2 separate regions of the Homo sapiens genome follow, and region 2 is linked to region 1. Evidence: read pairs that join two places in POLR2A ChIA-PET (ENCODE). Cell type or tissue: HepG2. All regions are shown on one strand. Each heading gives the region's core, and the rest is flanking DNA. Links, peaks and the distances in the headings are about the cores only. Region 1 holds the start of ZNF263 (zinc finger protein 263). Region 2 holds the start of OR1F1 (olfactory receptor family 1 subfamily F member 1).

What was found. Peaks named below come from ENCODE experiments on the same cell type or tissue, not always from the same donor. Only the 100,000 strongest peaks of a DNase experiment are listed, where the experiment ranks them.
Region 2: POLR2A ChIA-PET joins it to region 1 with 10 read pairs; 16 of 35 experiments call an interaction of 5 or more read pairs at or near these places.

What each region holds. Positions count from the first base shown.
Region 1 is chr16:3,275,666-3,290,647 of GRCh38, reverse strand. ZNF263 (zinc finger protein 263) reads right to left here and starts at 7,157. Exons shown (of 6, transcript NM_005741.5): 1 at 6,443-7,157; 2 at 5,409-5,589; 3 at 4,894-4,967; 4 at 4,499-4,625; 5 at 2,078-2,194; 6 at 1-1,255. The coding sequence starts at 6,829. The coding sequence ends at 90. RefSeq lists enhancers at 6,165-6,668, 7,379-7,568, 7,679-8,184 and a silencer at 6,849-7,008. In HepG2, for the core only: no CTCF peak of the experiment used is centred there; DNase peaks (open chromatin) are centred at 7,277, 7,657 and 8,047; H3K4me3 peaks cover 3,796 bases.
Region 2 is chr16:3,186,080-3,201,061 of GRCh38, reverse strand. OR1F1 (olfactory receptor family 1 subfamily F member 1) reads right to left here and starts at 12,858. Exons shown (of 4, transcript NM_001370640.6): 1 at 12,583-12,858; 2 at 11,264-11,313; 3 at 9,725-9,824. TRP-AGG2-8 (tRNA-Pro (anticodon AGG) 2-8) reads right to left here and starts at 11,428; the gene lies at 11,357-11,428. TRK-CTT4-1 (tRNA-Lys (anticodon CTT) 4-1) reads right to left here and starts at 9,561; the gene lies at 9,489-9,561. It overlaps TRP-AGG1-1 (tRNA-Pro (anticodon AGG) 1-1), which reads right to left and starts at 9,073; the gene lies at 9,002-9,073. It also overlaps TRP-TGG3-5 and the pseudogene TRK-CTT14-1. RefSeq lists silencers at 8,910-9,279, 11,300-11,459. In HepG2, for the core only: no CTCF peak of the experiment used is centred there; DNase peaks (open chromatin) are centred at 7,081, 9,091, 9,551, 11,401 and 3 weaker places; H3K4me3 peaks cover 3,693 bases.

The DNA.
Region 1 (14,982 bases), core at 3,628-11,627:
TGGTCGGCTGGGCAGGGAATACCAGCTCTTGCCAACAGGCTCCTCTGAATATGCCACCTCACCTGGGGCAAAGAGAAACCCCACTGTTACTAACCTGTGTGAGTTCTCTGATGACTCATAAGACGGGAACTCCGAGAGAAGCTTTCTCCACATTCAGAACATTTATAGGGTCTCTCTCCCGTATGCGTTCTCAGGTGGCGAATCCGATTGGAGCTGTGAGAGAAGCTGTCTCCGCACTCATGACAGGTATAGGGTTTTTCTCCTGTGTGGATTCTCTGGTGCCTGATTAAATTGGATCTATGAGAGAAGTTTTCCCCACAAAGGGTACATTTATACGGTTTCTCTCCTGTGTGTGTTCTCTGATGTCTGGTGAGGTGCATGCCCTGCCGGAAGCTTTTCCCACAAGTCAAACATTCAAAGAGCTTCTTCTCTGCCTTATGGGCTCCATGGTTTGTAAGAAAGGGGGTGCTGTCACTCACAGCTTCCCCACACTCAGAGAAGGGGTAAAGTCTCTCTCTCTCATGAGTTCTTTCGTGAATGACGAGGTGTGAACTCCGAGAGAAACTTTTCCCACACTCGGGACACTTATAAGGTCGCTCTCCAGTGTGAATTCTCTGGTGCCGAAGGAGGTTGGAACTGTGAGCAAAGATCTCCCCACACTCAGGGCACTTGTAGGGCTTCTCCCCAGTGTGCGTTCTCTGGTGCCTGTGGAGGTTGGAGTTGCAGGAGAAACATTTTCCGCAAATGTTGCACTGATAGGGCTTCTCACCCGTGTGGGTGCGTTGGTGGCGAGTCAGATGGGTGTTCTGACTGAAGCATTTCCCACATTCAAGGCACTTGTGGGCCTCCTCTCCCAGGTGTGCTCTGTGTAGTGACAGGAAACGTGGGTTCCCACCAAAGATTTCAGTGCAGTCCACACCCATACACAGTCTTTCAGCTGCATGTATTCTCTGGTGCCTAATTAGGTTTGAGTTGTTAGAGAAATTTTTGCCACACAAGGGACATAAATGGAGTTTCTTTGGCTGCAGTTCCTTCGGTCGCCCCAGTTCTCTGCCACTTGAGGCTCCTGCCAAGGCCTGCTCCATTCCACCCTCTGGGGGAGGCGCCCAATCCCCTTGCGACCGGTCATGAGGTCTTCCCAGCTCAGGACTCCAGGGCACCTCCCCTCGGGCCTGGTCAGGAAGCAGCACCTGAGGGTGGATGTTCTCAGAGCATACAGACGGAACACCTTCCAGGTTCTCAAATTTCTCTTCTCCTGGTAGAGAGAGAGAAACCAAACCCGTACATTATTTCTATGCTGGAGAAAAGAAAATCCCACCTGTCTGCCGCTGCCTGTTAGGTCAGCAGCCCAGAAGGGCTGCTTCTACCTCAGAATCCCATCCTCTCCTAAAGGTAAAGCACTCTGGAGAAGCATCAGGATAAAGGGTCGGGCCACTGGTCAAGGAATCAGAGCCGAGACCAGTCTTAGAATTTTCCTTTCCACCTGAGCCTCTCGATTCTGCCCTTCAGGAATGGGTGGGATGGAGCAGGGCTGAGAGTAGGGTGGGACAAGTAAGCTCAAGAATAAGGGCCTCCTTGAACTCTGCACCCTGGGTTCCTCACTTGCCTCACTGGGATGGAGAATGGCAGGGTCAAAGGACGTAATGTACCTCTCTAGCAGCTGTGCTGGGCCGGCCCTGCACCCAAATCCTCAAATGCCTTACTCTGCTGGGGGCGGTGGCTCACACTTGTAAATCCCAGCACTTTGGGAGGCCGAGGTGGGTGGATCACCTGAGGTCAGGGAGACCAGCCTGACCAATATGGAGAAACCCCGACTCTACTAAAAATACAAAAAATTAGCTGGGCGTGGTGGCGCATGCCTGTAATCCCAGCTACTCGGGAGGCTGAGGCAGGAGAACCGCTTGAACCTGGGAGGCGGAGCTTGCAGTGAGCCGAGATCGCACTGTTGCACTCCAGCCTGGGCAACAAGAGTGCCACTCCATCTCAAAACAAAACAAAACAAAACCAAAAAATGCCTCACTCTTAACTGCAAGAGCCTTGCTGCTTGCTGCGCAGGCCACTTGTCTTCATTCCTTACCTGGAGCTGGGCCTCTGGGGCTCAGGCCCTCCTTGCAGCTCTGGACACTGGGATCCCATAGCTTTCCTCCTTGTCCCACCTGGGTGCCTGGGACCTCCTGACTGGGAATGTGAGACTCTGTTCACAATGAAAGAAACAGATTTCTGTACTGCCACTTTCCTCTACCAGGGTAGGGAAACAGTCTTGTTCCCTGCCCTCAGTGGATAAATACAGAATGCTCCATAAATCTGACAGCAGTTACTTGGAATATACACAAACTGTTCCCAGTGGATACCTCTAGAGAAAGAAATTAGGGGAGGGAGACTTTTTTTTTTTTTTTGAGACAGAGTCTCACTCTGTCGCCCAGGCTGGAGTGCAGTGGCACGATCTCCGCTCACTGCAACCTCTGCCTCCTAGGTTCAAGCGATTCTCCTGCCTCAGCCTCCCAAGTAGCTGGGATTACAGGCGTGCACCACCACACCCGGCTAATTTTTGTATTTTTAGTAGAGATGGAGTTTCACCATGTTGGCCAGGCTGGTCTCGAACTCCTGACTTCAAGTGATCTGCCTGCCTCGGCCTCCCAAAGTGCTGGGATTACAGGTGTGAGCCACTGCGCCCGGCCAATTTTTTTTTTTTTTAAATATTCATGGTACTTGGAATGTTTTTTTTTGCAATGAGAATGTACACTACTGTAATTGAAATAACTATAAAATGAACATGGTCAGTTCCTTGAATAATCCATTTAATATCATAAAAGGGCCTTGTCTCTACATATAAATACAAAATAGAACTAAATTTGACCGGACAACTCCAGGGAAAGAAAATATAACATAATAGACAATCAGAAAAGGACCCAGGGCTCTAAGAGGACCATGAGATTAAAACCCACAAGTGCCATTTCTATGCTGTGCCAAAAAGAAAAACAAAAACCTCCACCTCCAGCAAACATGGACTCCAACAGAAGTTTAATTCCAACAAGCTGTAATCTGATCTTTTCCTATTTAGCATCTCTCACTAAAAGGGCCATGTTCAACTTTGGACATCACAGCAGTGAAAAGTAATATGGAAACTGGTACAGTGGCACACTTCCTGACTAAGGCAGGAAGACTGCTTGAGCCCAGAAGTTCCAGAGCAGCCTGGGCAACAGAGTGAGACTCACTTCAAAAAAAAAAAAAAAAAAAAAAAAGGCCGGGTGTGGTGGCTCACACCTGTAATTCCAGCACTTTGGGAGGCGGGTGGATCACCTGAGGTCGGGAATTCAAGATGAGCCTGACCTACATGGAGAAATCCTGTCTCTACTAAAAATACAAAAAATTAGCCGGGTGTGGTGGCGCATGCCTGTAATCCCAGCTACTCTGGAGGCTGAGGCAGGAGAATCACTTGAACCCGGGAGGCAGAGGTTGCAGTGAGCAAGATTGCGTTTGCAGAATTAGTGTCAACAAATGTACAGTTGTGATACTTTTTAGGCAAACCTGATATATGGAAACAATGTGCGGTGTGTCTTGTTTGTTTTGAAACAGAGTCTCACTCTGTCACCTGGTTGAGGTGCAGTGGCATCATCATAGCTCACTGCAGCCTTGACCTACTGGGCTCAGGTGATTCTCCCCTCAGCCTCCTGAGTAACTGGGACTACCACCACCACACCAGTGAGTCTTTCTACTGGTGTGTTTCAACATAGGTATAATCATAATGTACACACAGTCTTGTTTTATGTTAAGACTTCCCCAACTTTTTATTAAAAGAATTCTCATACATACAGAAAAGTTGAGGGAATTGTACAATAAATACAAGCATATCCTCCACCTAAATCCAACTATATGTCAGTCTGTCATATTCCGTAGGCATAATTTTAAAACTCTGAGTACAGTACAAGACATAGGTAAATCTTAATTTATGATATGGCCTACTTTGGAGCTATACATTGTTTCCAAATTTCCACAAGACCCTCCCCACTTTCTGAATTTTTATGGGCTGTGAGAGATGATAGGCTGGAATGTTGATCCTACTACCCCTGAAATTTTTGTCTTTGGGGACGAGCCTAGAAACACTAACGGAACACAGGAAACACTGGCGAGCTCATAAGAATAAGCATCTGAAAATTGCAAGGAATCAACCATTTAGAGCCCCCCAGCATCCTGGAATACTGCATGTGTGTGATGCTGGCAGGTTGTCACCGCATTGGGTTTGCTCTGCCCTAGGAAGTGCACATGGCTCAGACTCGCCTTAGGCTCTGGCAGCTGGGACTCCAGTCCCGGGCTGCCTGTGCCAACTGTACCACTTGGCAGATACATGACTCTCGTACAGGGGACTTTAGACAAAGGGAAGTCTCCTGTGGAGGCTTCTTGGCAAAACTCAGAGTCTGTGTCCAGGAGGTGAATGAATAACGGGCAGGACCCTGGTCAGAAATGGCGCAGTCATCATCCCTGGAAAAGAAGTCCTTACCCAGTGAGTCCACATTCTCATAACTCTCCTGCACCGTGTCCCTGGAGAGGGCCCTCTTACTAGGATCCTGATGCCCCCACTCCTCCTGGGAGATGTACATTGCCACGTCCTCTAAGCTCTCAGGCAACTGAAACAGCACAAGATCTCCTTTAGCCCCTGATGCACCAAGAACAATTCAAGCAGAGTCATGGGTTAAAGGGGCAAAATCCAGGGATGCCAAGCACATGTCAGGGGGGAAGAAGGGTATCAGGCCTCCAAGTGAGGTGTGAAATAGACAAAGCAGTGGGGGAGACGCTGTGGTAAGGGACAAAGGACCTTCCACATGGAGAACCCCCACCCCCAACACTCAGGGGAGGAAGGGTGCTGGGGGGAGACAATGGAAACTTCCACATCACCTGGGGCCCAGTCATCTCCTTGTCTTCCATGTTCCCTTCAGGAGGAAAAAGAGAAAGCCAGGGAGCAGATAATGCTGAAGGTGACAGAAATTATAATGAGAATGGCATTCCTAACTCTTGGCAACCCAAGGATTATTAAAACACAGTATCCATTCCCCAACACCCAGCCTCTGCTTTTGGGAATGACGCTAAACTGCACAGAGGCCTAATCAGCTGATATCCAAAATGACAGGGTGAGAGGGAAGGAGTACCAAGAGTAGCACTCCAAACCCTGCGTCATTCAAGTGGTTCTAAATCGCCTCTGTTCTGCATAAAAAAGGGCTCTACTGAGACTCCCTTCCCTTCCCCCAGCCCCAGGAGAACCCACACCACCAACTGCAGGTCTTTCATTCCACAGGTGAGAACCTGATCTTCAGAAATTCCTTCTCCTTCGCATCATTGCTACATCCAGCTAGTGTCGGGGGCAACCCCCAAGCCCCTCCTCCCTCCCACCTGCCCAGATAACTGTGCCTCACCCCTCTCCTTTACAGCCTGGGGGTCCCTTTGGGGGCTGGGGCCTAGCAGCTCCTGCAGCCTGGGGCCAGGGCTTCGCTCAGTCTCCATTGGCTCCAGCTTGAAGCTCGGTGACTCTCGTGCTGTTTCCAGAGGCAAAGGCTCCTCCAAAAGCACTTCTGTTCCCCGCCCATGGTTTGTGACCTGGGAACCAACCCACATCACTCATCATCACAACAGGGCCCAAGAGGAAGGGAAATTAGTATAGGATACTGAGAGCAAACCTTCAACAGAGAACCTCAGGCGATCCCTTTGGGCCCAGGTAACAGAAAAATGGTTTACACTAAAGGCTTTTTTGATCCCATGTGCAGGGGGAGGGGTTAGGGAAAGGGCCCACTCCCAGAGCACACCTTCCCCACACAGCTCTTAAGATACACCTCACTCCCTTTTGCTCTCCCCACCTTTTCTAGGTGCTTCTATTCCTCACTATAGGATAGGCTAAATTGGGGTAGCCCTGGGGACCAATGACCTCAGGGCCTCGGTGCCAAATTATCTTTCAAAGTTCACAATTAACGGAGGCCCAGCTTTGCAGAGAAGACCAGACCGTGGACCCTAACATAACAACAGGTAACAAGTACTAAGCACTCATAAGCTAGTAGTGTTCACAACTTTACATGCTGCTCTCCCTCTAAGCCCTAGAAAGTATGTTAATATCCTCATTTTACGAATAGGAAAACAGGCCGAAAGAGATCAAGTAACTTGCCAAAGTAACAAAGCTAGTACTAGCAGATTGAGGATTTGAACGCTGGCGATCTAACTCCATGGCTAACACTAACTGTTGCAGGGACACCGCCTCCGCGTGGAAACAGGGCACTCTTCACTGCTTTCGTTCATTTGGGGGAAAATCTGGAGGATGAGTGTTCCAGGTTAAATCACAAGTCCTCTTCCCCACGTAAGGTCTACTCAGGGCAATTTACTTGAATTCGACCGGGGGCGCAATGTCCCAGTGCTCAGGGCTAAACAAACCACAGATAAAACAGCTCTCTCTCTCTCTCACCTGTTGTCTCAGTCTCCCAAGCTCTCTCTGCATATCCTCCACAAGGGTCACCGCTTCTTCGCCGCTCTCCGGATGCAGCTCCTGCACCCTGCTCTGGATCTCCTGGGGCAGGATGGTCAGGAACTGCTCTAACACCAGCAGCTCCAAGATCTGCTCCTTCGTGCGCATCTCAGGCCGAAGCCACCCATGGCAAAGCTCTTGGAGCCGGCTGAGGGCTTCCCGGGGACCAGCTGCCTCTTGGAAGCGGAACCGTCTGAAGCGCAAGTGGGAGGCCTCGGGGCTCGGTCCTGGGTCAGGTGGGGGCAGCTCCTGGCTCCAGGCGCAGTCCTCCTCCAGCTTCACTATCAGGAGCCCTTCCCGTTCCTGGGAGCCCGGGCCCGACGCCATCGTCAGGTCTCCAGAGCGCCTTAGCCCGAAACCAGCCGTGCCCGCCTACGAAGGCGCCCTGAACCCATGTAAGGTTGGACGGCGCCAGCAGGAGCCCGGGGCCGGGGGCTCCCAGTCCAGGCCGAGGAGCCCCGCTCCAGCCCAGGCGCGGCCGGCTCCGGCGCCTAGGCCTCAGTCGGTCCCAGGCGCCGCCACGCCGGCCCCGTGGCCCATCTGCGCCAGGACTTCCCCGAGGCAGGAACCGAGCGCCACGCTTCTCACCCTATATAGAGGACCCACGCAAGACTCAGACCTCTGCTCCCACGCCGGAAATCTCAGCGCGCAAGTTAGGCGTCCACAAGCCCACGGCGCCTGCTCGTGACCAATTTCCGGGTCACGTTTTGCGAACTCCAGCGCCCATTAGGTCAGGTTTCTCCACACACTCACCGCCTACCAATGAGAAGGGAAGATTGGCCTACGGGGACTGGATGAGCGAGGGACCAATTGGAGACGAGAGGCGGGGCCACGGGGCGCGCCCTGAAATTCTGGGAGTGACTGGGGGCAGGGCAGCTGGATCCAAGCGAAGAAAACAAGCCTGAGGTCGTTGTGACTGGCGGGCAACCTGGGTTAGAATTACTCCGGAGCGCTTGGGAAAACGCAGATCCCAGGGCCACGCGCTCTCCAGTGCGTCAGTGTCGGGGTGAGACCCGGAAATCTGAATTGTTAATCAGCTTCCCCGGATGAATCCTTTCCCAAGCCAGGCCCCACCCGCTTCGGCTACTCTGGGCTGGCTGAAGATGGTCCCATTGGCCCCTGCGGCCTCGTCGGCTCCGGAAGCCAGGGGCTCCTCGGCATGTCGGGGAGGCCAGGGAGCTAGCCGCCCGCCCAGTCAGTGGCGCCGCGTGGCCTGCTGCGCGGGGCCTGCTGGGAGATGCAGTCCGCGGCGCGGCCTCGCGACTGCGCGTGCGCCCTGGGCGAGCGCCCAAGAGCCCGGCGGTTCTGAAACCCCGAGTCCCGCGGAGAACCCTGCTGGGCTTTGGGCTCGCTTCTGCGGCTGGACGTCCCAGAGGAGCGCTCGGGTCTGGGTTCGCGGCACCTGCTTCCGATTTTAGACCGAATTTTAAATCTGCCCGAGATGTGCAGCGCCTGCAGTTCATTCTCCAAGTTTCAGTCTCTTACCCAGCCCTGCAAGGGCGGGATCTGCCTCCAGCTCCGCCGTGGACTGTGATAGTTGGGGGCGAGTGGCAGGAGGGCCGCAGGGCCGATTCCCTATTGGGCGCGGTTGTGGGCTTTGTGTCGGTGAGCGGGGCTGCCCAGTTGTGAGGCGGCCCAGGTCCTCCGGGCCATGAGATCCGCAAATGGAAGCGTCCTGGGATAGAATGTGACAATCAGTTACCGTGTATTGAGCGTTTATATGCAGATCGATCCTGAAAACACGTTAGTATGAAGCAGATGCTATTAGCAGCCCCTTCCTACAGGTGGTGGCACTGAAGTCATTTACTTGGGTCACACAGCTAGTCTGTCGTCAAAGGTGAGGCTACCATGATAGTAGAGGGTAATATGGGATTAAAGGGGTTTGTGATGACTAAGTGAAAAGAGTACTGATATTTTAGTTTTTTTCTTTTTTTTTTTTTTCCGAGACGGAGTTTCGCTCTTGTTGCCCAGGCTGGAGTGCAATGGCGCAGTCTCGGCTCACTGAAACCTCCCCCTCCCGGGTTCAAGCGATTCTCCTGCCTCAGCCTCCTGAGTAGCCGGGATTACAAGCGCCCACCACCACGCCCGGCTAATTTTTGTATTTTTAGTAGAGACGGGGTTTCACCATGTTGGCCAGGCTGGTCTCAAATTCCTCACCTCGAGTGATCTGCCCGCCTTAGCCTCCCACTGTGCTGGGATTACAGGCGTGAGCCACCACGCCTGGCCTTTTTTAAAAATTTTATTCCAGGGAAGATGACAGATCCACAGGCTGTCGTGGCAGATGCAGAGCCAGCGACCCCATAGCACTCAAGGTCCAGTTTGGAAAGCCTTGTTTGCTCCCTAGGACCATTCTGGTGGTTTTAGGCATTCCTGTTCTTTTGTTTTTGAGATAGGGTCTTGCTCTGTCGCCCAGGCTGAAGTGCAATGGCACGATCATTGGACATTCCTATTTCAAGAGACATAGATTCTAGACTCATAACCAATTGCAGAAGACTCTAGCCTCAAAACCACTTTTCTCTGACATTTACTATGTAATCTCAGGCAACTTATGTAATCTCACTAAACCCCAAACTTCAGTTTCCTCATTTGTTTTGAGGGACTACTATACGCACCTCACCTCATATCACTGGGTTAGGATGAAATGAGCGGAGCTACACAGGATGCTTAGAACAGTACCTGGCACATAGTATGAATCCGATAAATAGTAGCTGTTACGCATGCACAGCAAGTTCCTGAATGTGTGCCTTATCTCAAAAAAGAAAAGCCACTCAGATTATTATTGCAGAATCTGTGGCATGGGAATGTTTGCAGAACTACACATACCTTGAGATAGGGAGAATGAGGGATTAATCATTTTCTATCTAAGGTCCTTTTGATTTTATGCTATTTATAGGTACTTAAAAGTAGATGAATTTAGGCTAGGTGCGCTGGCTCACGCCTGTAATCCCAGCACTTTGGGAAGCCAAGATAGGCGGATCACGAGGTCAGGAGATCGAGATCATCTCCTGGTTAACACGGTGAAACCTCGTCTCTACTAAAAATACAAAAAAATTAGCCGGGCATGGTGGCGCACGCCCGTATTTCCAGCTACTGGGGAGGCTAAGGCAGGAGAATCACTTGAACCTGGGAGGCAGAGGTTGCAGTGAACTGAGATTGTGCCACTGCACTCCAGCCTGGGCGACAGCAAGACTGCATCTCAAAAAATAGCAATAATAATTTAATTTTTTAAAAAAAGATGAACTTTCAGGGTTATTCAAAATCAGTGGTGGTAGTAGTCCTCCTCCAATTCTTTGTGATCTGCCAGTATGTGGAAAACAGACTAGCTGGTATTAGACTAGGAGTGGTGTTAACAGGCCAGCAGATTTGTAGGGGTTTTTTGTTGTTTTTTCGAGATGGAGTCTCGCTCTATCGCCCCGGCTGGAGTGCAGTGGTGGGATCTCAGCTCACTGCAACCTCCGCCTCCCAGGTTCAAGCGATTCTCATGCCTCAGCCTCCCGAGTAGCTGGGATTATAGGCACCACGCACCACACCCGGCTAATTTTTGTATTTTTAGTAGAGACAGAGTTTTGCCATGTTGGCCAGGCTGCTCTTGAACTCCTGACCTCAGGTGATCCGCCCACCTTGGCCTCCCAAAGTGCTGGGATTACAGGCGTGAGCCACTGCACCCGGCCAGGGCCAGGGTTCTTAAGCTGCCTCCATGTCTGGAGCAGTGCTATCCAATAGAACTTTCTGTGATGGTAGCCAATGGGCACTTAAAATGGAGTTAGTCTTGCCAAGTATTACCATACTGGCCAATGCAGTTCCAGAGGATCCATGGATGGGTTTGGAGATTTTTGTAAACCTTTTGATACTGTATGCAAAATTGGATGTGTGTGTGTGTGTGTGTGTGTGTGTGTGTGTGTGTGTGTGTGTGTATCTGTATGTTCTAGTAAGTGGGTTCATAGCTTTCATCAAGTTCTAAAAACCGCCAAAAAGACTAAGAACTGCTACTTTAGGGCTTTGGTGAAAAGTAAGTAGTGAAGAGAAGTAAGCGCCTTTGAAACCAGTACAGATTCTACTTTCTTAACACTGTAAGTCCTCAATGTCCTAGATAGGTTGGAAACTGTTATCTTAAGTGAAAGCACATTTTGTTATAAGGTTGATGACAAAAATAAATTAGTTTCATTATATGTCTTTTCCCTTTAAGTCCCAGTTTCCAAGACCCTATCAATGATGTTAAGTGAGGACTTACCGTATTAGTGATGTTAAGTGAGGACTTAACTGTGTTTTCTCATCCTCAGCTGCAGGTGACTTCGTGACTGTTGCAGAGAAAAATAAATTTGAATCTTCGACAAAGAACCCTTACCACTCCTGGTTTTAGGTCTCATGGGTACTAGACTCTGTCTCTGGGACTTCTTTCATTCCCTAACTAGCTCTTACAGATTCCTTTGTACTCAAGGGGCCAGTTATCTGTGCCTGGTTTTCAAAGTGACATTTGGTGAAATCTACAGTGTTAAGACTTTCAAGACTAGGCCACGTACTGTGGCTCACGCCTGTAATCCCAGCACTTTGGGAGGCTGAGGTGGAAGAATCACTTGAGGCCAGGATTTTGAGACCAGCCTGGGCAACATGGCAAGACCTCGTCTCTACAGAAAAAAAATTTTAAAAATTAACTGGTTGTGGTGACATGCAACTGTAGCCCCACCTATTAGGGATGCTGAGGCAGGAGGATTGCTTCAGCCCAGGAGTTTTGAGACCAGCCTGGGCAACATAGCCGTCATTTTAAATCGATGCTTTTCCTGTCTTTCATCTTAGGGTACATTCAGCCTCCGGGAGCTTCTGCCACTCTAAGCCTTTGCTACTTGCCACTCCCCCCAGCTTTGGTCTCTCCCCTCGTTTACTTGACTACAGCATTCCTTTGATCTATGACTTAGGGTTTTCTTTTTTTCTGAGACAGAGCCTTGCTCTGTCGCCCAGGCTGGAGTACAGTGGCGCAGTCAAGGCTCACTGCAGCCTCTGCCCAAGTTCCAGCGATTCTCCTGCCTCAGCCTCCCGGGTAGCTGGGATTACAGGCACACGCCACCATGCCTGGCTAATTTTTGTATTTTTAGTAGAGATGGAGTTTTGCCATGTCGGCCAGGCTGGTCTTGAACTCCTGACCTCAGGTGATCCACCCGCCTCGGCCTCCCAAAGCGCTGGATTTAGGGTTTTCTTTTACCTGTACCACATGCTCTTTGATCCTACTCCTAGCTTTGAAATCCAATCATAAACAAAATAGCAAATTTAAATGGCATTTCATTTGAAATGCATTTTATTTTTATTAATATGGAATATATTACCTTTCCTCATGAAAAGATAAAATGAGACATTTTACGCCACTTATATTTTGATTAAATGTTCTGGAGTTTAAATTTTCCTTTGGACTAACATTAACCAAACTGTCTTACTAATATTGTTTGATAATGTTAATATTTAGACATATTCCTCTATTTGCATATTAGATCACTATTTACCAACCTATTTTTTTTTTCAGACCAGTAAACTGTCAAGATGAGGAGGGAGAGGAAAGAACTTGGAAAGAGGGTGCAACCCAAACTTTTGTCAGTGAGGGGAGGCATGGCAGGACACAGGGGAGACCACACTGGAGACCATTTTACTAATTGTCTGGATTGATGGAAACACTCTTAGATATTTGTTTTGGTTAATATCAAGACAATCTACTTCTAGGCTTCAGCTAAAACAAACATGTAAAGATTGTTTTTGCTGGTTGCCAACCAAACCAGTTCAGATACTAATTCTTATTTGAAAGTCTCTTAACTGAAATTAATCCAGGACATAGTTTAACTACCACATTTACCTCTCTCTTCTCTTGGATTCAATAAGAGAATAGTTCTCAGTTTTAATATAGTCAGAATTTTAGGAAGATTAACTTGATATTTTGGTTCTTAGATAATTTTATTATCAAAATATTCAAAAAATGAGGTAAAACTAAATCAGTGCATTGACTAGCAGAATTAATTCACTCCTCTTCCCAGAGATTGGAGGAGAATAGCTTTGAATTGAGCACAAAAGGATCTTCCCCCTATTTTGTTTTTGTTCTAATGTTTGTTTATTATTTTTCCAGTATGCCTTTCGTACTCCTAGATTTTGTTCTAATGTTGAAAAACTGCCTGTTATGCTGGGCACAGTGGCTCACACCTGTAATCCTAGCACTTTGGGAGGCCGAGGCAAGAGGATTGCTTGAGCCAGGAGTTCAAGACCAGCCTGGGCAACAGAGAGAGCCCTTCTCTCTACAGAGTTTTTTTTTTTAATTATCAGGGCATGGTAGCACATGCCTGTGGTCCCAGCTACTCCAGAGGCTAAGGTGGGAGGATCCCTTGAGCCTGGGAGGTCAAGACTGCAGTGAGTTGAGATTGTGCCACTGCAGTCCAGCCTGGGAGACACTGCAAGACCCTGTCTCAAAAAAAGCCAGCTGCCTGTTAGAGGCTCCAGGTGAAATAATCCTAATTGAGAAGGAAATAAATATGGAGAGGCCATCTGTCCTGGAAATCGGCTTGAACTCAGGAAAAATCAGTGTGACCCAGACTATCATGTTCCCTGTATTTCTTATGACCAGTATATCTAGTCCCAAACCCTGACCTGTACTTCCCACTGGAGCCTAGAGAAGAGCCATGGGTGCAGGAATAGCAGGATTCCAAAGGAAAGAAACAATGACTTGACTCCAGGAGAGGTGAGTGTTCACTGGAAAGAAACGGGAAGAAAGAAAAGAAAAATTCAGCCTTACTTGGAATAAAAGGCTTTGGGATTCTATTTAGCAGTTTCTGTTTTCTCTCTACTACTTTAATACAACTCTTATTTTCCCCCCTCTTTCTCCTTGGACAGGGTGATATCTGCAATTTCTTTTTCTTACAGGTTTTGAGATCAGGAGAGAAAATGCAGATTCTTCAAAGCTGAAGAAATGTCAGACTCTGCATCTATTGTTACTTCAGAGGAGAATAAAATTGAATCATCAATTTTACAAAAAAGACTACAAACATTTAGGAAATCAGTAGAGAAACACCCCAGATTTAGCAAAGCTTGTAGATGATCAGAACCTCTCTATAAGGAGAGAAACCTGAGAACAGAATGGGAAGGCGAACTCAGCTCTTAGCTTTTTCTTAGTGTTTATAAGCAATCAGCTCCCAAATCAGGGTGTTTTAACAACTGGGAAGCCATCCCATATTTTCCAGTTTGGGAGGCTTTTCCTAGCACTTCGGGAGGCATAGGCAGAAGGATCACTTGAGCCCAAGAGCACGGGACCAGCCTGGACAACATAGTGAGATCCCATTTCTACAAAAAAAACAAAAATTAGCCAGGCGTGGTGGCAAGTGCCTGTGGTCCTAGCTGCTTGGGAGGCTGAGGTGGGAGGACTGCATGAGTCCAGGAGATTGAGGCTACAGTGAGCCATAATCGCACCAGTGCATTCCAGCCTGATACCCTAGAAGCTAATACTATGACACTGTGGTTCTGAAAAAAGAAAAGCTTTGTATTGCAAGTCGACTCACAAGGAGACAGGAATATCAAGCTCAAGGCTGTCTCCCCGTGTTGGCTTTAAGGCAGTTATTTTTATTAGAAAAGGTTCAGGCGGTGGATTCTGAGATTAGTAGGTGATTATTAGTGGAAGGAAAGGGGAGATGTGGAAAGTCCTTGGGCTTTCGCAGTTACCTCTTCAAGCTACTTAATGGGTCTCATGCAAATTCAGGGACAGCATGAAACCTGTGTTGAAAATTCAGGCTGTGATGTCAGCAAGCTCATTCTGTGCAGACTCCAGTCAGCGTTATTGGTTCCAACAGATTTCTGCTTGTTCTTCTTTTATCTTATAGGGAGGGAGTTTCAGCATTTCTTCAGCATTTCAGCAAGTTGTTTTTTTTTTTTTTTTTTTTTTTTTTTTTTGAGTAGGAGTTTCGCTGCAACGCCCAGGCTGGAGTGCAATAGCCTGATCTCGGCTCACTGCAACTTCCGATTCCCGGGTTCAAGTGATTTTCCTGCCTCAGCCTCCCAAGCAGCTGGGACTACAGGTGCCCACCAACCTGCCAGGCCTCGAACTCCTGACCTCATGTAATCCACCCACTTCAGTGGGTCAATCCCTCAAAGTGCTGGGATTACAGGTGTGAGCCACTGCACCTGGCCAGCGAGTTGTTTCTTATCTGCCATCCTGCAGACTCAAGAATTTCTGTTAGTTACTGATTTCTTTAACTCTTTGGGGCACAGTTTCAGTAGCCACACATTTTTTAAGGCTCCTAGAAAATTAAAATAGCACAAAAATTGTAGTATATTTTAAATATCTGCATTTAAATAACATTTTCACTCAACACAAGACCACAACTGGATATTTTATTGGTGATAACTTCAAAAATCTAAAACTTAAGACTTTTAATAAAGATGAAACCATACTAAATGGCCCTACTTTGTACTCTTTTCCTTTTTTGTAGAGACAGAGCCTTGCTATGTTGCCCAGGTTT
Region 2 (14,982 bases), core at 4,784-12,783, 91 kb after region 1:
TACTTAGATGAAATGTCTAGAGTAGGCAAATCCATAGAGACAGGAAGTAGATTAAAGGTTATTAACAGCTGGGGAAGGGGATGTGGGGAGTTATTGCTTAATGGTTACAGAATTTGTTTGAAACGAAAACGTTTTGGAAACAGATAATGGTGATTATTGCATACATTGTCAATGTAATTAATGCCATTGGTCAGGCATGGTGGGTCACACCTGTAATCCTAGTGAGGCAGGATAGGTAGTCAAGAATGTGACCATGTTCTTGGGACACAGCAACTGTGGTGACCACACAGTCCACACAGTAAGCCTCAGCATTCACCTTGTAATTGAGGTCATTAAAGCAAAGCTATCTTCAGTAGGTACTTTCCCTTCTGTAGAGCATGTGCATTCTGATCTTACCTGCCTTCAAATTGACCTTTTCCTGGTTCTTTGTTTGTTTATTCGTTTTTTGTTTGTTTGTTTGTTTTGAGATGACGTCTTGCTCTGTCGCCCAGGCTAGAGCGCAGTGGCGCAATCTTGGCTCACTGCCTCCCGGGTCCACGCCATTCTCCTGCCTCAGCCTCCCGAGTAGTTGGGATTACAGGCATGCACTGCCATGTCCGGCTAATTTTTGTATTTTTAGTAGAGACAGAGTTTCACCATATTGGCCAGGCTGGTCTCGAATTCCTGAGCTCAAGTGATCCGCCCCTCTCGGCCTCCGAAAGTGGGATTACAGGCATGCGCCACCATGCCCAGCCTTTTTCCTCATTTTAATAGTAAAAAACATATCCCTGGGTGGAGATTTAAGATGCTAACGAGACGTGCAACCTATGAACAAGCATTCACAGCTACAGCACTTGTGCACTGAGAAGAAGACCACCCAGAACAGGCTTACTAGTAACACCTCTCTCATCTCCTTATGAATAACCATTTAAGGCTCCCATAAAGGGAGTCTCCCTCGTGCATCTTTGCTGTCTCATTCTTACAAGCGGCCTGCCCTCAGTTCCCTCTCTCTCAGGGTGTACTGTCTATTCTGCACCTAACTTTGTTCTTCTTCTTTTTTTTTTTTGAGACGGAGTTTTGTTCTTGTTGCCTGGGGTGCAGTGCAGTGGCATGATCTCGGTTCACCACAACCTCCGCCTCCTGGGTTCAAGCGATTCTCCTGCCTCAGCCTCCCGAGTAGCTGGGATTGCCAGGCATGCACCACAATGCCCAGCTAATTTTGTATTTTTAGTAGAGACGGGGTTTCTCCATGTTGGTCAGGCTGGTCTCAAACTCCTGACCTCAGGCGATCCGCCCGCCTTGGCCTCTCAAAGTGCTGAGAGATTACAAGTGTGAGCCACTGCAACCAGCCATAACTTTCAAAATATCCTTTTTCTTTTGCAAGAAGTTACTCTATGCTGCATTTGTTTTGCTGTGTGTCTCTTGTTTAAATTCTTTTAAACCAAGAATACATAAACCAAGGTATCATATCAATGGTCAACACTAGCACTTTGGGAGGCCAAGGTGGGAGGCCCGCTTAAGCTCAGGAGTTTGAGACCAGCCTGGGCAACATAGTGAGACCATCAACACACCTGGCTAATTTTTAAATTTTTTGTAAAGATGATGTCTCATTATGTTGCCCAGGCTGGTCTCGACTGGTCTTGAACTCCTGGGCTCAAGCAATCCTCTTACCTCAGCCTCCTGAAATACTGGGATTACAGGCATGAGACACTGTGCCCAGCTATTTAATCTCTTTTATTATATATTTTTATTTTCATCATCATAATAATTATTATTATTTCAGGTAGGGTCTCCCTCTGTTGCCTAGGCTGGAATGCAGTGGTATGAACACAGCTCACTGAAGTCTCAACCTTCCAGGCTCAGGTGATTCTCCTGTCTCAGCCTCCTGAGGAGCTGGGACTACAGACACATGCCACTATGTTCAGGTAATTTTTTTTTTTTTTTTTTTTTTTTTTTTTTTTTTTTTTGTAGAGACAGGATCTTGCCTTCTGGCCCAGGCTGGTCTGGAACACCTGAGCTCAAGTGATCCTCCTGCCCTGGCCTCTCAAAGTGCTGGGATTATAGGCGTGAGCCACCATCCTCACCTTCTTTAATGGGTTTTGATTTTGTTTTTGTTTTCGTTTTTTGTGACAAGATCTTGCTCTGTCACCTAAGCTGGAGTGCCGAGGAGTGAACACAGCTCACTGCAGCCTCAAGCTCCTGGGCTCAAGCGATCCTCCCATCACAGCCTCCAAGCCCAGCTAATTTTTGTATTTTTTGTAGAGCCGGGGTTTTGCCATATTGCTCAAGCTGATCTTGAACGCTTGGGCTTAAGTGATCCTCCTGCCTCGCCTCTCAAAATGCTGGGATTCCAGGCGTGAGCCACCGCGTCCACCGCTGTGATTTCTTAAGGGTAAACAAAAAGGGTCAGAAGACCTCATGGTTTCTACCAGGCAGGACCTCGCCACTACCCTTTCACCTGAAGTACAAAGTCTCACTGTTGTTTTGTTTCATCTCCTGCCAGCTGCCACCATCAGGTCCAACATAGACCAGGCCCAGGAGAGCTACCTGTTCCCTGTCCCCGCTTGCATATCTGTACAGAACTGTGTTGATTCCCCTAAAACACCCATGTTCATCAGGCATTTCCCCTGCTTAAGGGGTTAAGCCTGTCCTCTCTCTGCATGTGTCATCCCCACCACCAACAGGGGAAACATGTCAGCCTACTTGCCTCAGCCAGATGGCACACCAGCTATTTTGTGCCTTCAGAATCCCATGAAAACACCCGCTCTTCCTGGGCCTCCTGCCTGCTAGCCTCCGGATTAGAACCACACCATCAGCTCTGCTGGGTCTCCAGTTTGCCAACTCACCCTGCATACTTGGGGACCTGTTAGCCTCCATCTGCGTGAGCCAATTCCTTATAATCTCTCTCTCTGTCTCTCTCTCTCCCTCTCTCTCCCTCTCTCTCCCTCCTTCTCCCTCTCCCTCTCCTTCTCCCTCTCCTTCTCCCTCTCCCTCTCCTTCTCCCTCTCCCTCTCCTTCTCCCTCTCCCTCTCCTTCTCCCTCTCCCTCTCCTTCTCCCTCTCCTTCTCCCTCTCCCTCTCCTTCTCCCTCTCCTTCTCCCTCTCCCTCTCCTTCTCCCTCTCCTTCTCCCTCTCCCTCTCCTTCTCCCTCTCCCTCCTTCTCCCTCTCTTTCTCCTTCTCCCTCTCCCTCTCCTTCTCCCTCTCCCTCTCCTTCTCCCTCTCCCTCTCCTTCTCCCTCTCCTTCTCCCTCTCCCTCTCCTTCTCCCTCTCCTTCTCCCTCTCCCTCTCCTTCTCCCTCTCCCTCCTTCTCCCTCTCTTTCTCCTTCTCCCTCTCCCTCTCCTTCTCCCTCTCCCTCTCCTTCTCCCTCTCCCTCTCCTTCTCCCTCTCCCTCTCCCTCTCCCTCTCTCCCCAGCCCATTTAAGCTTGTAGTCAGATGTAGGACTGCGCTGTCTGAGGAACTGGCCCCCAGCAGCAGGTGGCTCTGGAGCCCTTGACATGTGGCCACATTTAAGCTTGTAGTCAGATGTAGGACTGCGCTGTCTGAGGAACTGGCCCCCAGCAGCAGGTGGCTCTGGAGCCCTTGACATGTGGCCTGTGCAAGTTGAGATGTGCCTTAGAGGAAAGCATGCCAGAGTTTGAAGGTTTAGAATGAGAGAAAAAAAAACCAACAACGACATAACCTATCTCATTGATAATGTATATATTGATTACTTGTGACATAAAACATTTGTTCAAATAAAATGTATTATTAAGATTAGTTTTGGGCTGGGCACAGTGGCTCACACCTGTAATCCCAGCACTTTGGGAGGCCGAGGCAGGTGGACCACCTGAGGTCAAGAGTTTCAGACCAGCCTGGCCAACATGGTGAAACCCCGTCTCTACTAAAAATACAAAAAAAAAAAAAAATGCCAGGTGTGATGGCTCATGCCTGTAATCTCAGCACTGTGGGAGGCTGAGGAGAGCGGATCACCTGAGGTCAGGAGTTCGAGACTAGCCTGGCCAACATGGTGAAACTCTGTCTCTACTGAAAAAAATACAAAAATTAGGTGCAGTGGCGCACTCCTGTAATCCCAGCTACTTGGGGGACTGAGGCAGGAGAATCACTTGAAGCCGGCAGGCGGAGGTTGCAGGAAGCTGAGATTGCACCACTGCACTCCAGCCTGGTCAACAGAGTGAGACTCTGTCTCAAAGAAACAAAACAAAACAACAACAACAACAAAATAGCTGGGCATGGTGGTGGCGCCAGTAATCCCAGCTACTTGGGAGGCTGAGGTGAGGCTGGAGACTTGCTTGAACCCAGGATGCGGAGGTTGCAGGACGCCATTGCACTCCAGCCTGGGCAACAACAGCGAAACTCCATTTCAAAAAAAAAAAAAAAAAAAGATTAATTTCACCGCCAGTCGTGGTGGCTTACATCTGTAATCCCAGCACTTTGGGAGGCCAACGCAGGGGGATCTCTTGAGCCCAGGAGTTCAAGACCAGCCTGGGCAACAATAGTGAGATCCCATCTCTACAAAAATAATTTTAAAAATTAGCTGGGTGTCGTAGTGCGTGCCTGTGGTGCCAGCTACTTAGGAGGCTGAGGTGGGAAGATATCCTCAGCCTGGGAGGTCAAGGATGCAGTGAGCTGTAATCGTACCACTGCCCTCCAGCCTGGGCAACAGAGGGAGACCCCATCTCAAAATAATAATAATAATATTTTTACTTTAAAACTTTAATGGCCCCGATTAGCATCTCCTAAGTCTTGCTAAACGTTACTAACCTTCATCCAAAAACTTTCACTGGGCAAAGACCTGAGAGTACTCCATGTCTCAACCTTCTCTGCAGCCTAGGGCTGCAAAGGAAAAGGAAACATGTGCTCAACACAGGGCTCAAACCCACGACCCTGAGATTAAGAGTCTTGTGCTCTACCGGCTGAGCTAGCTGGGCATAACTGCAAGGTTTTCTGATAATGGAGTGTGTGCTCACCACTTGACATGAACGTGAGGATGAATCAGGCAGTGCCACCAACTGCTCGCTGGGTCCTGCCCTTCCCAGGAGAAGAGAAAGTCCACCAGGAGAGACGTGACCCACGCGTCCTGCTGGCGGGTGGCACAGAGACTCTGGGGTCCTGGAAGCCCCAGGCAGGGGCTCAGTGACCAAACCCACCTGGTGGGGCTGCGCACCCAGGTGGGAGGGTACATCCCACCCTATGTTCTCAGTCCCAAGGTGTGCCCAGATGTACTGGGGGCCACATTGCCCAATAAAGTAATTCATGCTCTCAAATATGTATTGAGCACCTCTGTGTGCCAGGCACTGGGGATATAGCAGTTAACAAAATGGACTTTCAAAACAGAAAAAGAAAGAGGGTGGATTCTGTATCAGAGGTAGTTGCTGGTCTTCACTTCTTTTTTTTTTTTTTTTTTGAGTTCCACTCTGTCCCCCGGGCTTGTAATACAATGGTGTGATCTCTGCTCACTGCAACCTCCAACTCCCGGGCTCCAGCGATTCTCTTGCCTCAGCCTCCCGAGTAGCTGGGATTACAGGCCACCCCCACCACGCCCGGTTAATATTTTTGTATTTTTAGTAGAGACAGGGTTTCACCATGTTAGCCAGGCTGGTCTCGAACTCCTGACCTCAGGTAATCTCCCGGCCTTGCCTCTCTGAGCCACCGCGCCGGGCCCTGTTTCCTTTCTCACTGGGATGGACGCCCGCATTTGAAGCTAGTGCGTCGTTTAACCCGCACACAAGTCGCGGTAGCTGTTTTGGTTTGTTTGTTGTTTTGTTTTTTGCCTTTTTTTCTGTTTTCTTTTCTTTTCTTTTTTTAATAGTAAACGCAATTAGCACAATGAGTTACCTGTCTTTTTAGGGAGGATTCTCTCCTGTTTCCGTAGCGGCAGGAAGAGAAGGAACGGTTGGGGGGAGAGCGCCGGAGGCGCAGGGTCTGAGATTGGGTCCAGGACCCGGGCTCTGAGCAAGAAGCACCCTCCTGGGCCGGGATGCGCTTCCCGGAGCACGGCTGGCATTGTGCTCCGGGGGACACGGGGCCTTCCGCCACCAGAGTGCTCACTGAGTGACACGCCAATCTGGACAGCACTTGCTGGACCCCAAATCCTGGACCGATGCCAAGACTCCACCCTCGAGGTCTTTCATGCCCAGGAGTCACTATCAGAAGTCACAGAAGAAGGGCGGTGGCTCACGCCTGTAATCCCAGCATTTTGGGAGGCCGAGGCAGGAAGATAACTTGAGCACAGGAGTTCCAGACCAGCCTGAACAACATAGCGAGACCTAAATCACTCACGATCATAAACCACATTAAGTCCACATGATCATCTGCCCACCTCACTTCCAATTCCGCAAGTGCCCCCCTTAAATTCCAAAAGAGACCTCTGTTTTCTCCTGTTCCTGTTTACTTTTGATCTGCATATTTTTCCATTTTACTAGAATCTTTTTTCTCCCCTCCTCTCCTCTGGCCCGAGTGCCAAGAGCCTTTGGCACTGATCATACACAAACATCTGGGGCCTCAGAGTCGCTGCTTGTTTTGTAAAGTGTCATACATCTCTCCCGTGGGGGATATCCAAGTCAACCAGGATAGATTGAACGTTCTTTTCTGAGGTTGAGCAACATTAATGAAACAAACTGTATTCAATTCATCCCCTATTCATGGTCATCTCCCTTCCCGTTTTTGAACAAAATTACTGCAATAAAACATCCTTGTACATACATGGTACTCTTATTTCTATGAAATGGAACGTGTGGGCCAAAGAGGTGTGTATACAAGGGGTGCTTTCTAAAACAGAAAGACAAACCAAACCAAACAAACAAACCAAAACAGAAAACCAGCCTCCAACATTTTCCCACTTTGATATATACAAAAGCTGTACATTGCTTTTTCTTGTCCCTTTGATGTGGAGAGAGGTAAGTAAAATCTTCACTCTTCTCATCCTAGAGAGAGAGGAGATTGTGTGTCTTGTTTAATGCCCTGTTTTTCTTCCAAATTCATGCCGTTTCTTCTTATTCTTGCAAAGTTTTTCTACTTATGTGTCTCCATGCTTTGTCCTTTTTAAAAGGCGTGATACCTTACCCCAAGTCACCTACGGTCGGTGTTGTCTTACCCCAGGTGGAACTCGAACCCACAATCCCTGGCTTAGGAGGCCAGTACCTTATCCATCAGGCCACTGGGGCAGTTACCACGTGCCCTACTGAGAATATTAAAAGACAGAATAACTTATCGCGGGTGGCTAGAAAATGACCCTAGAATTGGTTTGGGCATTTATTCAAGGAAGTATGCCAGCTTGAGCAACATAGCGAGACCCCGTCTCTACAAAAATTTTAAAATTAGCCGGTTGTGGTTGCGCTCGCCTGTAGTCCCATCTACTTGGGAGGCTGAGGCTGGAGGATCGCTTGAGCCTAGGAAGTGGAGGCTGCAGGGAGCCGAGATGGCGCCACTGCACTCCAGCCTGGGCGACGGGAGTGAGATCCTGTCTCAAAAAAAATAGTCTTAGCCCAGTTCTTGCAACGCAGCAGCCTCCATTCGGGTCGCCGGGGACGCCATAGTGAACGAGAGAAAACTCCCATTCCCCGTAGAGCTCTGCAGTCTGCGTCCTCGCGCCACCGGCGCTATCCTCTCCCGCGTGGTTTCCGATCCTCCAGCCCGCATGGGCTTCGCGGAGCCCGACTCGTCTGATCCTCCAGAAAGGAGTCCCAGGCGCCCGAAGGAACTAGATTTTCCTTCGGAGTCAGAGAGCAACGGAGGGTCTCGGGCTGGGTGCGTCGGTGAAGCGCTGAGCCTTGACGCGAGGCCCTTGACAGCCCCACTGTGTTTAATAAAGGTCAGGTCCTCCTGGGGTCCAGGGCATGACAAAAGATCCTGCAGGGGCCGGGCGTGGAGGCTCGCGCCAGTAATCTCAGCACTTTGGGAGGCCAAGGCGGTGGATCACTTGAGGTCAGGAGTTCGAGGCCAGCCTGGCCAACATGGCGAAACCCCGTCTCTACTAAAAATACAAAAATTAGCCGGGTGTGGTGGCTCCTCCAACTACTCGGAAGGCTGAGACAGGAAAATCGCTTGAACCTGGGAGGCGGAGGCTGCAGTGAGCCGAGATCGCTCCACTGCATTCCAGCCTGGGCGACAGAGGAAGACGCCATTTCAAAAAAGATAAAAAATTTTTAAAAACTCTTTTTTTTTAATCCCGCGGGGCACAGTACCCGGGAGGAAGATTGCAGACGGCGCGAGTCAGACACCCCACCGGACCGCCAAAAGCTCAACTGCAAGCCCAAGTCAGCGCCCTCTTAGCAGCCTCCCGGGCCGCACCCCAGGGCCGAGCGCCGCGACTCAGAGCTGGGCCAACGTCCGGGACACGGAGGCGGCCCGGGAGATTCTACCCTGCACCTCGCTTTTCCAGGCTCGGCGCGAGAGGAAGCAAGGAGCCAGACAAAACCCTCCCCTTGAGGCTGCTCAAAGCCGACGCCCCCCGGGATCGTGGACACAACCCCTGGAATCCGCTGTGACTGTCATTTACCTAGTGGTAAAAATTCAGCAGTGTTGGAGCTGCTCAAGATACTCATCCCACCAATGAGGCTTCCGGGACCTCAGACACTCATGCGACAAGGCGATCTAATATACAATCCATATTCTAAATTCCCCCAGTAACTTTATATTTTATAAATTGAAGCAGAGAAATCCAGGACCGAGGGGTTGAGTCTCACTGGAGTAAACCCTGGACTTGAGCCCTTGAAAGTGCATGGCTGTTGGCCGGGCGCAGTGGCTCACGCCTGTCATCCCCGCACTTTGGGAGGCCGAGGCGGGCGGATCACGAGGTCAGATCAAGACCATCCTGGCTAACACGGTGAAACCCCATCTCTACTAAAAATACAAAAAATTAATCGGGCGTGGTGGCGGGCACCTGTAGTCCCAGCTACTCAGGAGGCTGAGGCAGGAGAATGGCGTGAACCCAGGAGAAGGAGCTTCAACCGAGTTGAGATAGCGCCACTGCACTCCAGCCTGGGCGACCGAGCGAGACTCTGTCTCAAAAATAAGAAGAGGGGCTCGTCCGGGATTTGAACCCGGGACCTCTCGCATCCTAAGCGAGAATCATACCCCTAGACCAACGAGCCACAGCAGCAGGCCCTTTACTTTTCTTTGTGGCAGCCGTGGAGTACTTGGAGCGATAAAGCTCAAGCCTGCGAAAGCAAAGTGACAGGAGACTGGGATTGCAGACTCAGTGGGTGGGCCAGCGCCCCGGCCCCTCTCCGCACCGCACAAAGTGGGGAGAGGCCCCTGCACCCCTCACACCCATCCTGTGGCCCCTCAGTTCTCACCCGCCCCCGCCCCTCTGCCCCTGGCTGGCAACCAGCCCGTCCCGGTGCTGCCTTTGGTCATTTCACTGACAATCCTTGCTGCTGGGAGCGCGCGGAGACCAAAATTCAATCATTGAGGGGATACCATCACAGAGCGCGATGTGGCACCTGGTAGTGTTCATTAAATGCTGGCTGTTTCCAGAACTCCAAGGTAGCAAGGAAGAAAACAAGTCGCCCAACGTGGGGCTCGAACCCACGACCCTGAGATTAAGAGTCCCATGCTCTACCGACTGAGCTAGCCGGGCTTCCCTGGGAACGTTTTATGTCTAGTAATTGGCGGGGTGGCATGAGAATAGTAGAAACTAAGTGACGTAATGAATCAGCCCCAGAAACCAGGGCACACTGGGGGTCCCCTACAACAGGTTCAGTTCCACCCCGACATCCCCGCTGGTGCAAGACTTTGCTCACCGCTCTGCGATCTCCCATAAATGGAGATGACCCGCCAGAGGCTCCTTCCGCAGGGCGCTGGCATAAATCTGTATTCTCTGCCGTCCGCTGAAATGTCCTCCTTTCAGAAAGAGAAAAAACATACCCACACTGCACGCACCTAAAAGAGTCAACGACAACCTCTTTTTGGAGGCCACTCGAATTACAGGAACAGGAGAGTTCTGCTGTGTATCGGGCAAATTAACCCATCTTTGGAGCTGCAGACAGAATGTCTGAAGCTCACTGGGAGCTCACAGAAGTCCTCGCAGGTGTCGCTCCGCACTGTAACCTACTGTGACGTGCATGTAGCTGTTCCGTTTCCATTACTGTGTGCTTTTATATCTAGAACTATTTGGTTGTTTTTTCAATCTAGAAGGTTCAAAGGAGAGCATTTTACATAGGTCCCGTTGTCAAAGATATTTTCTTTATTGCCTTTCCTAAGGATAATTGTATTACAGACTTCCCAATAGTCTGCATCCAAAATGTTTGCAATTTTGTTTCTGTTGCCTACTGTTGATGACTTGTTGTTCATGATACCTTGTTTTGCGGTCTTTTTTTTTTTTTTTTTTTAGATAGAGTCTTACCTTGTCACCCAGGCTGGAGTGCACTGGCGCCATTTCAGCTCACTGCAACCCCCATCTCCGGGGTTCAAGCGATTCTCCTGCCTCATCCTTCCTAGTACCTGGGATTACAGGCGCCCGCCACCATGACCGACTAATTTTTGTATTTTCAGTAGAGACAGGGTTTTACCATGTTGGCCAGGATGGTCTCAATCTCCTGACATCAGGTGATTAACCTGCCTCAGCCTCCCAAAGTGCTGGGATTGCAGGCGTGAGCCCTGCCTCCCTGCCTCCTTGTGCTGGGTCCATTTTCCTTGTAAATTTCTTTGATTCTTGATTCATAGCACGTTCTCAAACCCAGCGTCCCAAACAAAAATGAAGTCCCTGCCAATAGAATCTGTCCTCAGAGTAGACCAGAGGAGGCCCCAGTCCTGGTGGGCGCTGGGACTCAGGACGGGGTACCCGGGTTCCAGGGTTCAGTCCGTACTCCTTCCAAAACCAGGACAGGGGAGCAGAGGAGCCCCAAGAGGCTACACGCAGGTGAGGAGTGACGGGATGTGGGGAGGGAGAGGTCTCTGGACCCCAGACGCAAACACCCATAGCCTATCTCCACTGCTCGAGTGCCTGGCTCACTCTCTCATTAAGACTGCGACTGCTAGAACCGGGGATAGTGGGTGGGAGTCCCAGGCTGGACCTTTTAAGGCGTCTGACTGTGAAGATTCGGCTCTTATTGTATATAGGGACTTGTCTCTTCTTCGGTGCCTCGAGTTTGCACTGCCAGAAGTAACAAAAAACAAAACAAAACAAAACAAAAACCACCAAAAACCAAACAAACGACAAAAAAAATAGCTTGTCAAAAGGGCTCTGGCAACACTGGTGACAGGACTCTAGATGAATTTTAAGAAGAGGTAGTGGGATAGTAGGCGGCGTCAACATAGCTTGAGACCTTTGTACAAATTACCTTTGCAGGGCGTCCACGTCCTGCGCTGAGGTCTGTAAGTCGAGCCGAATCTAAAAAAGAGCAGGAAACGACTTTTACCCTGCACCAAAAGCCGGGCTCGTCCGGGATTTGAACCCGGGACCTCTCGCACCCTAAGCGAGAATCATACCCCTAGACCAACGAGCCACACGATTTACGCATTAAGGTTATCTTTGTGGGCGTCCTAGCATCCTGGGGGCGGCTGGGGCGGACCCAGCAGGACCCAGTGAGTAGAATCTTATTTCAGACCCGCCTGGAAGGGGCAATTTCAAGTGAGGATGGGTGTGGCGGAAGCCCAGAGCCCCGGCCCCTCCTCCGCGACGCACAAAATGGGGAGCAGCCCTGGCGCTACCACAATCCAGAAGGGCCCTGGGTCCTCGCCCGCCACCGCCACTCGGCCTTGAGTTGGGGATTCGGCGTCTCCGAGGCGCGCAGTGAGGAGCTCCAGCTTCCGCAGGACATGGGAACCTCCCAATAGCAGGCAGCGGCTGCGCTGAGGGTCTGCGAGCCTCGATCACTGCAAGCTCGCCTTGGAAACGCTGCAGTCCCTCAGCGTGGCACCAATGGGTGTTCAATAAAGGCCTGACGGAGTGCACGAGACACCAGCTACCAGGCACCCTACCTCGCCGCACCTCACGCTTCTCCGGCTCCGGTCCTCCCTTCTCCCCAGGGAAGCCAAAACCCAGAAAGCGAGTTTCCCACGTGGGCCTCGAACCCTAAAGGCTGACGCTGAGAGTCTCTTTTCTCCATCGACTGAACCAGCCCCGCAGCGCCTGCCTGGCCTCAAGTGCCCAGGATGGCTGAGCTCTCGGAGAAGACGGCTTAGGCCACCAACTACGCTGCGCACCAGGGGCGATTCTGCGATGCGCCCCCTTGCCCTTCACTGGGGGGAGCTGGCGGGACCTCCAGTCCCCAGGACGTGAGGAGGAGCAAGAATGAAGGCCGTGGGGCAGCAGGCGTCGGGCATCGGTTCCGGGGCACCCTTTACTGTCACTCTGCCCTTCCCTGTATCCAGATTTCACCTGACTCCCGAGAATCCAGCAGATCTGGGCTAAAAGGGGCTCCCTGTCCCCTCCAGATCAAAGCCGCGAATTCCCTCGCTCTCAGTGGGAAGGCCCCGGGGTCTGGGGGTGGGGACAAGGGCCGAGACCCCCACCCCGCCAGGGCCGACTGAAGTGCTGCCCGCGGATGCCCGGTCTTCCCCGCCTCCCTCCTCTCACTCACTCCCCTCCCTTCTCCCCCGCTTCCGGTATTCTCCCCTTCTCCGAATAAACTGGAATTTTAAGCGGAGGAGGGCTCACCTGGGACTGGAGCAGCCATACTCTGGAATCCTAGAAAAAATTTATGCCCCTGTAGCGACCAATGAGCCCGGCGCATTCTTCCTTATTCTAAATAACCTCCTCCTGCTGCACGGGGTCGTCTCCTTTAACCGCAGTTGCCGCAGTTGGCAGCGCTGGATCCCATTTCACCAAGGCGAGCGATTCAGGCCCGTCCGTCTGCGTCCCGGGACCCCGGGAGGTCTCCACTGAGGCCCTGCCAATAGCAGCCTCCCTCCGCCTTCCTAGTCTCCTGTCCTTGCTGAAAATGCGAAATGGGAAAAAAGAGAAGGAAAAGGGGGCTCGTCCGGGATTTGAACCCGGGACCTCTCGCACCCAAAGCGAGAATCATACCCCTAGACCAACGAGCCGCCGCTTCCTTTTTTCTTTTTTCTTTTTTTTTTTTTTTTTTTCCTTTTTCTGGTGGGGGACACGTCCTTCCGTCCCTGACGCAGAGCGAGACTCTCTCCATCGCCCCAATAGCTCAGTCCTTAGCGCGCGCACCTGCGAATCTTGACTTGTGGGTTCGCGGCCACCCTCAGATTTCCGAGGCAGGCTTTACTCCTGCTGGGTAAACCAACAAGGTTACCCGCTGAGGTTATGAGCTGGTGGTTTCAATGTCGTGCTGGTATGATATATAGGTGCATTTGCCTATTACTAAGGTAAAAGGATTTCCAGGCAGGATAGAGATGTCAGAAATCATAAAGGAAATACACAGATTTTATCCAAGGTTTTAAAACGGCAAATGATAATCCAAAGAAAATACAATCGAAGTTACAAACTAAGGGCTTATTACTGGGCTACATAGATTTCGAATCCTTTAAAAAATTACATAGGCATATTTTTAAAAGACATTTAAGAAAAGAAATGAAGATCTATGACAAAAAAGGCTTCGTCTTCCTCACCTGGGACTATGGAGCATAAACGCTGCTTGCCGCAGCCTCTCTGGCTGGCAAGTGTAGCCTCGGGCTGGCCCTAAGGGCCATAGGTGGAAAACAACTGAGCCTTGAAGTGGAGACTGGAGAAAAAGAGATTGTCCTAGAGCTTGCATGGGAAGAGTTTCGGGACCCAGAAACTGGAAACATTGGATTTCCGTGACAAAGTTTGCCAAGTAGCAGTACATGGTGCAATGGGTGTGTCTGGAGGCTGGCGTGAGGCGTAAAAGGCAGCTGGGCCCGCTGCTTCAGTGACTTCCTTGAGACTCAAAGGAAGCCAAGGAGAACCCTGTCTACTCACCTGCAGGCATCTCTCCCGGTGTCTTATGTATTGTCTGCTCTGGAAGTCACAGAAAAGTGAAGGAGGCTGGGCGCGGTACCTCCCGCCGGTATTCCCAGCACTTTGGGAGGCCAAGGCGGGTGATCACTTGAAGCCAGGAATGCGAAACCAGCCTGGCCAACATGCCAGACCGCTGTCTCTACTAAAAATACAAAAATCAGCCTGGTATGGTGGCGCGTGCCTGTAGTCCCAGCTACTCAGGAAGCTGAGGCACGAGAATCGCTTGAACCCGGGAGATGGAGTTTAGAGTGAGCCCAGACTGCGCCACTGCCCTTCAGCCTGACAGGGTGAGACCCTGTCTAAAAAAAAAGAAAGAAAGAAAAAAAAAAAGGAAACAGAATAGAGTCCAACTGCTCATTCTCGTCAGTTACTGAATAGGGACTAGACTCTGCTGGTTTCCATGAACTAACTCATGCTGTTTTCTTTCTTTCTTTTTTTGAGACGGAGTTTTGCTCTTTTTCCCCGGGCTGGAGTGCAATGGGGTGATCTTGGCTCACCGCAACCTCTGCCTCCTGGGTTCAAGAGATTCTCCTGCCTCAGCCTCCCAAGTAGTTGGGATTACAGGCGTGTGCCACCATGCCAGGCTAATTGTTGTATTTTTAGTAGAGACGGGGTTTCTCTGTTTTGGTCAGGCTGGTGTCAAACTCCTGACCTCAGGTGATCCGCCTGCCTCAGCCTCCCAAAGTGCTGGGATTACAGGCGTGAGCCATTGCACCCAGCCTCATGTTGTTTTCAGCAGATGCACGAGGAGTACACCATTATCTTCATGTCTACAGATGACACAACTGGAGCCCTGGAAAGGTTAAGGAATTAGTTCAAGTTCACACAGCCAGGAAGTGCCCTGGAAAGTCTGGCTAGAGAACCACGTAAACAGCTGTCTTTGCACACCAACAGGTAATTCACAGAAAAAGGAAAGCAAACACACACACACATACACACACACACACAGATGGCCAATAAACATGAAAAACCACTCACCTCACTAGCAAAGTTTCTTTCCCCACTTTCTGAACTGCCCGCTGCATCAATTCCATTCTAGGCCTAGTTTATCTCATAGCCTTACCACAGAAGCCAGTGGGGAATAGCTATATGTCTGAATTCTCCAATTTT